2 separate regions of the Homo sapiens genome follow, and region 1 is linked to region 2. A link is an interaction called in ENCODE POLR2A ChIA-PET data of the cell type or tissue named here. Cell type or tissue: B cell. All regions are shown on one strand. Each heading gives the region's core, and the rest is flanking DNA. Links, peaks and the distances in the headings are about the cores only. Region 1 overlaps BASP1 (brain abundant membrane attached signal protein 1). Region 2 has its middle 48 kb from the start of LINC02111.

What was found. Peaks named below come from ENCODE experiments on the same cell type or tissue, not always from the same donor. Only the 100,000 strongest peaks of a DNase experiment are listed, where the experiment ranks them.
Region 1: POLR2A ChIA-PET joins it to region 2 with 13 read pairs; 4 of 35 experiments call an interaction of 5 or more read pairs at or near these places.

What each region holds. Positions count from the first base shown.
Region 1 is chr5:17,262,115-17,267,501 of GRCh38, reverse strand. The region is part of intron 1 of BASP1 (brain abundant membrane attached signal protein 1); the gene reads right to left. Among named protein-coding and RNA genes, the nearest start is that of BASP1, 47 kb to the right of the region's middle. RefSeq lists a silencer at 214-343. In B cell, for the core only: no CTCF peak of the experiment used is centred there; a DNase peak (open chromatin) is centred at 241; H3K27ac peaks cover 3,647 bases.
Region 2 is chr5:17,336,701-17,342,087 of GRCh38, reverse strand. No RefSeq gene overlaps it. Among named protein-coding and RNA genes, the nearest start is that of LINC02111, 48 kb to the left of the region's middle. In B cell, for the core only: no CTCF peak of the experiment used is centred there; no DNase peak of the experiment used is centred there.

The DNA of each region.
Region 1 (5,387 bases), core at 178-5,177, 75 kb after region 2:
AAAAATTGTAAAATGACATCCAAATATTTATTAAAGCACAGAATGTTTTTTAACATTTTCAATTATATTTAGAAAATCTTCTCAGAATAATGTGTAAACTCTGTAAGGAATGAGTCAGGATGGAATGGCTCACTGAAGACATCTCAAATAGCGTCATAACTGTCAGAAAAGTCAGGTTTCATCAGCTTCACTCACGCAGAACTAGCTCACAGTGCCCTGGCTGTGGAAGACACTCGGTTGTTTCCCCTTTACCTACTTTTGATGGGTCATCTACCAATCACTGGTGGTCCTGCCTTGCAAGACCCAATCTCTTTGAGCAAGCGTGCTTCCTAAAAACAATCAAACCATCTTTTCCTTTTATGCGATGCTAAGTAGTATCAGCCTACAGATACTTTAAATTATCCTTTCAAATATAGTTTAAATCAATCTCACAAGGGCTAATCACAATTCTCGAAAACTAATGTGATATTCAGTTTAGTGTTATGTAGAAACGTTGAGAAAAATAAAGTGGGAAAAGTTCTCAGCCCCAAATTTCCAGCGCAATACAACCACTTAACAAAACGAAACCAGGGTGTATCACCATTTTTACAGAGCTATCCACAGGCAACATTTTGAAAGATTATGTTTGGAGTTCCTACATTGAGAAAGAGTTCCAGGTCAGATTTTTTTTTTTTTTTTTTTTTTTTTGAGACAGGATCTTGCTGCTCTGTCGCTCAGGCTGGAGCGCAGTGGCGCGATCTCGGCTCACTGCAACTTGCGCCTCTCGGTTCAAGTGATTCTCGTGCCTCAGCCTCCTGAGTAGCTGGGATTACCTGTGCACCACCACACCTGGCTAATTTTTGTATTTTTAGTATTTTAGTAGAGACGGGGTTTCACCATGTTGGCCAAGCTAGTCTCAAACTCCTGACCTCAGGTGATTCGCTTGCCTCAGACACCTAAAGTGCTGGGATTACAGGCGTGAGCCACCATGCCCCACCCCAGATATAGCTTTTAATGCCAACTTTAGGAATATCAACAAGGAGGCCATGGTGAATTCAAACACAATAAGGCAAAGATTCATTACTCTTAGATGAACAAGAGCAAGAGTGAGAATGAAATAAGGAGGGAGGGAGACAGAACAGAGCAAGCAAGGGAGGGAGAGGTGGCGAAGGAACAGAAAAAATGCCTCTCATTTTGAATAAATTCTCTTTTCATCATCCTTAAAACCGCTTTTTCTGAAAATCTACTCCTCCAGACATAATCTTTTTCCTGCATTTTTAACTTATGGAAATTGAAGCCACATATACTGTTCCTTAAACTTCTATAGCAGGACACTGTCAGAGACACACCAGGGTGAAAATATCCCGCACTGTAGGATTTAAATCATACCTCCATTCTGCCCCAAAGTGACAGCAATGAATCGGGAAGCCCAACGGGTTAGTGTCCCTTGCTCTGTGGTGCTACCAGAGGAACCCAATTTGACCAACAACTGCTGTGGCGACTGGAGTTACTGAGCTGACCTGTTCTTCAGCAGGACTTATTATGTCCTTAATAGAAGACACTTCTGCCCCTTGCAGTGACTAAGGGTTCTCAAATCCCTTTGCTGGTACCAAGTGAAAACGCATGGGTCAGCCCTGCTGCCTATGCATTCTTTGGGTTTGGGTCAAGACTCCTGCAGTATTTAAAGACACAACCCTATATATCAGAACGGTATCTAATTAACATTTGAGCTGGAAGTTGTTCTAATAGCTTTGCAATGAAATGTGAGGTTTCTGAGAACTATCATTTATTACTTCCTTTCTTTAGTCCTTTAAATAAAACACTTACTAAACAGGTTGTTTGGATATAGGAGAGCAAGAAAGGGAGAAATGTTGGCTCAAAAGGAGTATCAAGTAGGAAAAACAATAGTGTTATCATTACCACCATTAAGAGGATTTCAGTGCTTTGTGGCAGGTCTAAGTGATGACATGCCATCAGGTTTCTAAAAGATGCCCTCCAGAGACCAGGGTCATCCAAATAGCTCTCAAGAGCCCTTCTGCATTTTTGGCGGCAAGCAAAATTATGGGTAATGAAATGCTAATGTTTATCTCAGCCTATACACTTAATTTTAGAAGGTTTGATATGCAGAGGCTCACCATTTGTGGACTGTTGAACCTTCATTTCAGTAGCACTTTGTTGGTTACATCCATTATTTAATGTTATTCAAGTCTTCGCATGATATGGTTTTTGGATGAAAAATGGCAAGCCCCCCAATATACCATTGCCCTTCTTCAGAAAATGCAACCTTGCACAATGCACAATTTCCAGGAGTTATCCACCCACAAGCCAAGGGGGTTACATGCACTGGGTCCTTCCCATAATTACCACATGTGCTCCATGATATCTCCAATTAGATTTTTCATTAACACATTTTTACATTTACGTTGCTCTGTCAATTAACAATACCATGGTTCTGTAATGTAATAAGAATCACTGGCATACATTAACTGCCATATAAAATAAGAAAATGATATCAAATTTCTCCATATGATTTGAAAGTTACTATGTTCACTACTTTACATGCCATTCCTATTTATATCTTCTTTCCCTGCATTATTATAATATCTAAGCACTTCCTATATAGGGCAGTTTGAATCATACAAAGGCCCTATCCACTATAAAGTTTCTACTTTGAAAATGCAAATTTGGATTTATTAACCATTTCATCTAGAACCAGCAGAATAAAGTTATTAAGGATGAGATCAGACAGATGACAATGGAGAAGATGGCTCCAAGTCTATAGCAAAACCCAACATAAATATGCAACAATGTGTGTCAGAGACTGGAGTGTTATTTCTGGTTTGATTGCAGCTTCATCATTGCAATCAAGACAAGAAGTCATCTCCTTTTCATTCTGTTTCCATCTTATAATCAGAAAAAAATATATCTGCTTACAAAGATGCAGGGAATGAATCAAAGTTTCAAGACAAAGTTCAATGTGTGGCTGCAGCACATTAACTGTGTACCCTTGGACAAGCAACTATCATCTACTAATTCAGAGCTGCAAAGGTTAACAAGAATTATACACCAGCCAATCCACTAACAATTTTTTTTAAGTAACACAAAGTTACAACTGAGTTGCATCTACAAGCAAATCCATCACCAACAAGTTGGGTTTATAATTACACAAGTGGAAAGAATCCAAGATATTGGTCAAACCTACCTGAAGCAAATGTTGGAATAAGAGGGAAAAAATTCTTTTTTATATAAAGAAAAGAATTTACAAACAATAAAAAAGCACAACACATACAAAGTATTTTCAATACTGTCAGAAGAAAGAAATCTAAAATATTTATGTCCAGCAATTTCTATTTTCAACAAGTGACTGGCCCTTTTCTTTTAAAGGTCAAAATTTTTATTCTAAAAGAGGAAAATGAAATAAAGGTAATGCAGCCCATGTGTATTTTTAGTATTCCAACCAGTATGTGCTCTGTCGCAGTGACTTGTCAAGTCTTCAGTGCCTGGTGGCAATTTCCATTGTTGAAATTATTGTTGTCGGTGTCTGATTCAGCCAAGGCTCATATTTAGCAATTCTAATAACATCCCCATCATTTAGAGGATGCAGATGTCCTCTGGGGAGAGGAAACTGTCCTAAGAGGTGCCAACCCATGTCTAAGTTTCTAGGTAAACCTTTGAAATATCATGAGTAAAAATTTAGAGAAAACATTCGAGACAATTTATTACCTTGTCACAATAAAAATGTTCCTCACTGTAAAAAAGTATGATAAAGATATGCAACAAACTTGAGGGAACAAAGTACACATACACAGATTAGCACACACTCACATTTCTACAACCAAATTTTCCCAAAGAGGTGATCCAGATGAGTTGGATCTACAAAGTCAGAAAGTCCCTAATACAAAAGAAGATTAATCACAAGAAACGCCTCCATTATTCTTCATGAAGCCCAGTCTAGTCCTACAGATGCACTGGCACAGGGTCTTTGGGGATCTCTCATCAAAAATCCAAAATGCATAAATATCTGAGGTGAGCAATGTTCATTACCTTAATTTTATCTTACCACATTTTATTCAAAAATTGTAATACCAGCTGGGGTGCAGTGGCTCATGCCTGTAATCCCAGGACTTTGGGAGGCCGAAGCAAGAGGATCACTTGAGCCCAGGAGTTTGAGACCAGCCTGGGCAAAATAGTGAGACCCTGTCTCTATTAGAAAAGGAAAGAAAAGAAATGTTAAAAAAAAAATGTAATACTACTTTGTACCCCATAAAGATACACAATGAGACTCTGTCACAATATAATTTGTAAAAGTCAACATCCAGAGTGATCTCAAGAACTTCTGATGTTCAGAATTAGTCTAGAAAAATAGATTTGATTAGGGCTGGGTGCAGTGGCTCACGCCTGTAATCCCAGCACTTTGAGAGGCCAAGGCGGGCGGATCATGAGGTCAGGAGATCGAGACCATCCTGGCTAATACGGTGAAACCCCATCTCTACTAAAAAATATAAAAAATTAGCCGGGCGTGGTGGCGGGTGCCTGTAGTCTCAGTTACTCGGGAGGCTGAGGCAGGAGAATGGCATGAACCAGGGAGGCGGAGCTTGCAGTGAGCCGAGATCGTGCCACTGCACTCCAGCCTGGGCGCCAGAGCAAGACTCCTTCTCAAAAAAAAAAAAAAGAAGATTTGATCTTAGTGAGGAAATATCTTTAGGTGTAAGACGTGACAGGGAACATAAGTGAGTGAAGAGCCTAGTCTAGCAAGAGGGAGAAGACATATGAAGACAATTAAAATATAAATGAGAGTAAGTCAAACGTTATCAAGAGAAGGAAAAGCAATAGTTTCACCAGAAGAGATGACGATTAGTTGAGATCAGGATCAGAAAGATTTATAGAGAAGGTAGAGTCTGAGACAGTAGAAATATAAAAAATACTTATTCATATACACTCAGCATAAGACTGTTTTGATACTTATCTTTACACATATCAACTCATTAGCTATCTCATCAGTTCTACGAGGGAGGAATTATTACTATCCCCACTTTAGCATGAGGAAACAAAGACACATAGGAGATAAATAACTTGCCCAAGATCAACCAACCAGTTATTTGTGGAGGTGTGAGGTGAATGCAGGCACTCTGGCTCACTCAACCAGGTTAACGTTAAGGTTTCTTAGCCATCATGATAAGTTGCCCTGAAGAACAAATAAGCTTTCTACAGATGAGGATGGGTAAATGCAAAGTGTTTATGTCAAAGGGAACAAAGAGGAAATGTCCAGTTGAGATTATTAGAAAACCCTATTGATATTTAAGAGGAAGGAGAGGACTCTCAGATACTTGGAGTGAGAAAAGATGGACTCTAAATCTATAAAGGTTGCCTAATAGGGAAAATTACTTAGATGACAGAAAGCAGAAAAA
Region 2 (5,387 bases), core at 117-5,116:
ACCCAGCTAATTTTTGCATTTTAGTAGAGATGGGGTTTCACCATGTTGGCCAGTGTGGTCTCAAACTCCTAACCTCAGGTGACCTGCCTGCCTCGGCCTCCCAAAGTGGTGGGATTACAGGCGTGAGCCACCACACCCAGCCCACTCTTATTTCCTATAATCAATTTTCCACAAAGAAAATTTAAATTAGACCCTGCCATTTCTCTGCTTAAAACTCTCCAGTGGCTTTTCATCGCACTCAAATCTAAACTCCTTCCCCCAGCCTACAAACTCATCCATGGTCTAGGCCCTGCCCACTTCTCTGAGCCACTGTCTGAGCCCCTCCCTCCAAACTCTGTCACACAGAACCTTCTTTGTATTCTTCCAACATACTGACTTTATTCCCACCTTGGGGCCTTTGGACCAAGTCTTCTCTCTGCTCTGAATGCACTACCCTGGGTCTTCACAGGTCTAATTCCTTCTGGCCATGCAGACGTCATATCAATGGCTTCCCCTAAAGAGAGTATCTCTAGCCCTCTCAATTCAGGCAATGACCCAGCCAGGCTCTTAACTGTATCTGCTGTTCATTTGTGTGTTCATGTTCACATGTGTTTGTATATTTGGATATTGCCATATAAGAAGAGACAAAATCTACTGCATTAACTGTGATACTTAGCTTATAGTCGGCCCTAAATAAATATTTGCCAAATAAATGAATTAATCAAGTAATTCATTAATAGAACTTTGATAAACTATTTATTTGAAGTCAGTTGAATTAAGCATGGAACAGTTTTGTTAAGCCTATTTTTACTTAATTCCTTCTCCCAGGCAACCTCTGGGGGGAAAAAATAGGCGACTTTATAGAAATAGCCTGGCAAGGGCTCAGATTTCTTTGAAACACCTACAAGCAAGGGAGTTTGAGGCTAACAAGAGAATCACAGGTTTCCAAGAATAAATGTCCTTTTAAAAATAGGCAATCTGCCATGCTTTGTAACAGGGCTTCAAAACCCCATGACCAAGCCCTTTCTAGGAAACCTCAGTGATGTGCATCTCATTCAACAGGCTCTAATTGGCTATGTTCTTAAAGGGCCTTAAAATAAATAACATGCCTTATCTGATTTGAATTATAGCCAAACCTTGTCATTTGAAGGCGATAAGGCTCTAGTGAAAGATATCACATTGGGAAAGGAATGTTGAACTTTTCTCTGTTCCTGAACTTGAGAAGGAAAAAAGTTAACTTGTATGCTCCTATCTAATAGAATTAAGCTGTGAGAGAACTAACCTTATGGAATGCAAATATCCAGACACATTATTAAAATAAATAGTCAAAGTCATAAGTATTCTACAAGAGTCCAATGTCTGGCTCTCCATTGTTACTTTGCAGACAGAATTCCCATTCAAACGTATTAATTATATGTAGCATGAAGCAGAATGAGAATTTAATATCATAATCAGCTCTAGGTAAAATTGGGTATTAGGAATTTGATGTCCATGTCCCTAATCTTATTCACACACACACACACACACAGACACACACACACACACACATGCAGATGACCGTGCACATGACTCACCCAATTAAAAAAAAATCCAAGAAAGCACTTGATGTGATTTATTAACATTCTAATATAAACCAGTGTCTTAAATCTTTCAGAAATATTTCTATCTCTTTTTAACCTTAAAATAAAATATTTTGTCTCTGACTGAGGCATTTTGATATTGAGCATGGAGTTGAGAGCATTATTTTCCGGTGGGGGTCCGTGGGGCAGGGTCTCCTTCTGTTGCCCAGGCTGCAGTACAGTGGCACGAACATGACTCACTACCGAAGGGCATTATTTTAGAGTTAGAAACCTATGTCTTTCCTAAAATTACACCATTTGACTAGCTAGATACACACTTACTCTAATGTGTCACTTTGGAAAACAGGAATTCTGCCCTCATCATCCAGTTGGATGGAACCCTTAACAGACACATGGACTCGAAGACTTGAGAACTTCTACCTGCCTTCTGGAAGCACCAACACACCCACACCCTCATCCACCTTGTTTTGACTAACAGCTCAGGTAACACAGCTGAGTTCAGTATCAATTTCCTAATTATTCATCCTGACTGTACTTCAGTGAAAACAAAGACATTTCTACCCCACTTGCTTTCTCACATTTTCCTCTGAAAGAAAGCTCCTGTCAGAAACTATTATGACTTGTTAGAAATCCTGTGCATTTCAGTAAGCTCCATGCTACTCAGAACACAGCCTAGGAAGGGTTTCTTATGCAAAGAACTGGCATCCTAATGACGCAGCACAGAGACAGCCAGTAGACCCAACTAAATCAAGACAAGTGGAAAAGAACTGAAGTTCGAAATGGGAATGGAGGCTGGGCGTGGTGGCTCACATCTGTAATCCCAGCACTTTGGGAGGCCAAGGTGGGTGGATCACCTGAGTTTGGGAGTTCAAGACCAGCCTGGCCAACATGGTGTAACCCCGTCTACCAAAAATATAAAAAATTAGCCAGGTGTGGTGGCACGCACCTGTAATGCCAGCTACTCTGGAGGCTGAGGCAGGAGAATCATTTGAACCCAGGAGGCAGAGGTTGCAGTGAGCTGAGATCGCCCCACTGTACTCCAGCCTAGGTGAAAGAGCGAGACTCCATCTCAAAAAAAAAAAAAAGAAAGGAAGGAAGGAAGGAAGGAAGGAAGAAAGAAAGAAAGAAAGAAAGAAAGAAAGAAAGAAAGAAAGAAAGAAAGAAAAAGAAAGAAGGAAAGAAAGAAAATGGAATGGAAATGATACATAGCCTCACACAACCTGCAGGCTCACCCACACTCTGACTGCCTCCCCTGTTACACAGTGCAGTTGTGCAAGCAGGATCTTCCATTTAGGATTGTTTCAGACCTACAGATGAGTTTCTTAAGCTTCCTGCCCCCTGTCTCCAGATCACTGCCATCTCTTTAGTAAGAAACTGCGTTTTATTTTGGGTTTTGTAATTCCAGCACCTCCACAGTATCTGTCACAGGGTTGACACCTAATGAGCTTGGACAACGCCATGGAGACACACTGATGGGTCCAGGAATCAGGCTGGACCAATCAGAGCCCTCCCCTTAAACTTTAAAATTTGGAACTACACACAATCATTACCTTCCATACTGCACAGCTGTAAGACATAGACCAAGAGCTGCCAGAAGCCTCGTTGGCTGCCATGTGAAAGAAGCCAGTTGGAGTGCATGAGGCCAATCAATACAGAGAGAGCAACAGGAATGAAGATGGACGGAAAGAGTCCCGGTGGGATTTGTGCCTTGTGTCCAGCTGTGCCCACACCCCTGCCCTTCCCTGAGCCACGCAAGGCTTCCAGGAAATGACCCTCTTTGCCTAAGCTATGGTTGAGTTGAATTTGTATAGTTCCACGAGAAATGGTATTCTCCATACCCTAGTGTCTGTACTGTTTTCTCAAACACATCCTAAAGATCCTGAGGGGAAAAAGTTCTCCTATTGTTTCAGTGAACTCTATGGAACCCACTGTTGCATTTAGTGCACAAAAGGCACTCAGGCAATGCATTGTTGCTTTCTTGAAAATGTACTTAGTGTCTCTCCCATTTCATGTTCAAACAAGACGGATGAAAGAAGTATCTGGATGGATACGGAGCTGGTTTAGACACCCTAACTGGGGTGATGGTGCCTGTGCTGGCCAGCCCTCAAGGCAGTCCCCAAGGAACTCAGCCTCCTGATACTTTCAGAGTCCTTTTTATAGTCCCCTTCTACTCTGTACCAGGAGTGGACTTTGATACTTTGGTCTCTGTGACAAATAGTAAATGGCAGCAGTAATGTACTGCCACTTCTGATATTCGGTTATAGACCATTGAGGCTCCCAGCTTGGCTCTCTCCAGCTCTTCAGCCTTCTCTCTAGGACACCACTGGCTCTGGGGAAAGCAGCTCCCACCTTGTGAGCTGCCCTGTGGAGAAGCCTATCATGCAAGGAACTCCAATCCCCTCTGACAGCAGCCAGTGAGGAACTGGGGCCTGCTGACAACCACATGAGTGAACTTGGATGTGAATCCTTCAGCCCCTGTCAAGTCTTGAGATGGCTGCAGCCCCAGCCGACATCTCAACTGTAACCTCAGGAAACATAGTAAGCCAGAACCACCCAGCCAAGCCACGCCCAGATTCCCGACCCTTGGAAATTGTGAAATCAGAACGGTAATTAATAACTAATAAAGTTCCTAATATTCTATAAATAAGTCATGGGTCTATAGGCGTCCAAGATGGCAGTGCAGCATCTAGGTATTTCATGGCCTCAGTAGTCAGGCTTAATACTGGAGGCCAGAAAGTGAAAAACAAAATAACAACAACCAATGAATATGAGTTTGATGGGAGCCAGAGATCTTGGAGATGCATGCAGATGGAAAGAAATCTCGATGTCATTTTTTCCATGAGCTAAACAAGGTTTTTGGCACCAAGAACTCAATGCTGAAGTGAGAAGAAGCCCTCTGTGATCTCACTAGTTCAAACTGCAAGTACCTAATACACAAAAGGGAGTGAGCAACTGGAGTCTTAGGAGAATGCCTCTTCCTGGGATGAAAATGGCTTGCCCTGGACTCCACTGACCTCCTATTGAGTATGTAATTCTGTGTCTACCAGAAACCACAGGAGAGAGTTACAAAATATAATCAGTGTGTCATTCGCTGCTATGGCAGGGGCTGGAGACTTGAGGCTATTCTGTAAAATTTGTTCAGAAATTTACATTTGCTACTGTCTAGCATTGTATACCCTCCAAAGACTACAACCCCCCATGTCCTGAGCATAGACATTTTCCTGCCATCAGTTTATTGACACTCCTTTTTGTGTTTTCCAGACTTGGATTGTCTGTTTTTTCTTTCATGACTTATTCAAGTACTACTGATTCTCTTTGACTCAGTTTACCCATCTTGCTATCCATGAAATTTTGACCAGCTTTTTAGTCTACATTAGTCATTCTATCTGCTGGAAACTTAAAGCACTGATATGGTTTGGCTCTGTGTCCCCACCCAAATCTCACCTTGAATTGTGACTCCCACATTCCCACGTGTCATGAGAGGAACCCAGTGGGAGGTGATTGAATTATGGGGGCAGGTCTTTCCTGTGCTGTTCTCATGATAGTGAATGAGTCTCATGAGATCTGATGGTTTTACAAACAGGAGTCTCCCTGCACAAGCTCTGTTTGCCTGCTGCCATCCATGTAAGAAGTGACTTGCTCTTTCTTGCCTTCTGCCATGATCATGAGGCTTCCCCAGCCACGTGGAACTGTAAGTCCATTAAACCTCTTTCTTTTGTAAATTGCCCAATCTCAGGTAAGTCTTTATCAGCAACATGAAAACCGACTAATACAAGCACTTACAGTGTAAACCACAGAATTGGGTACTTGGTTAGATATTGGATGATT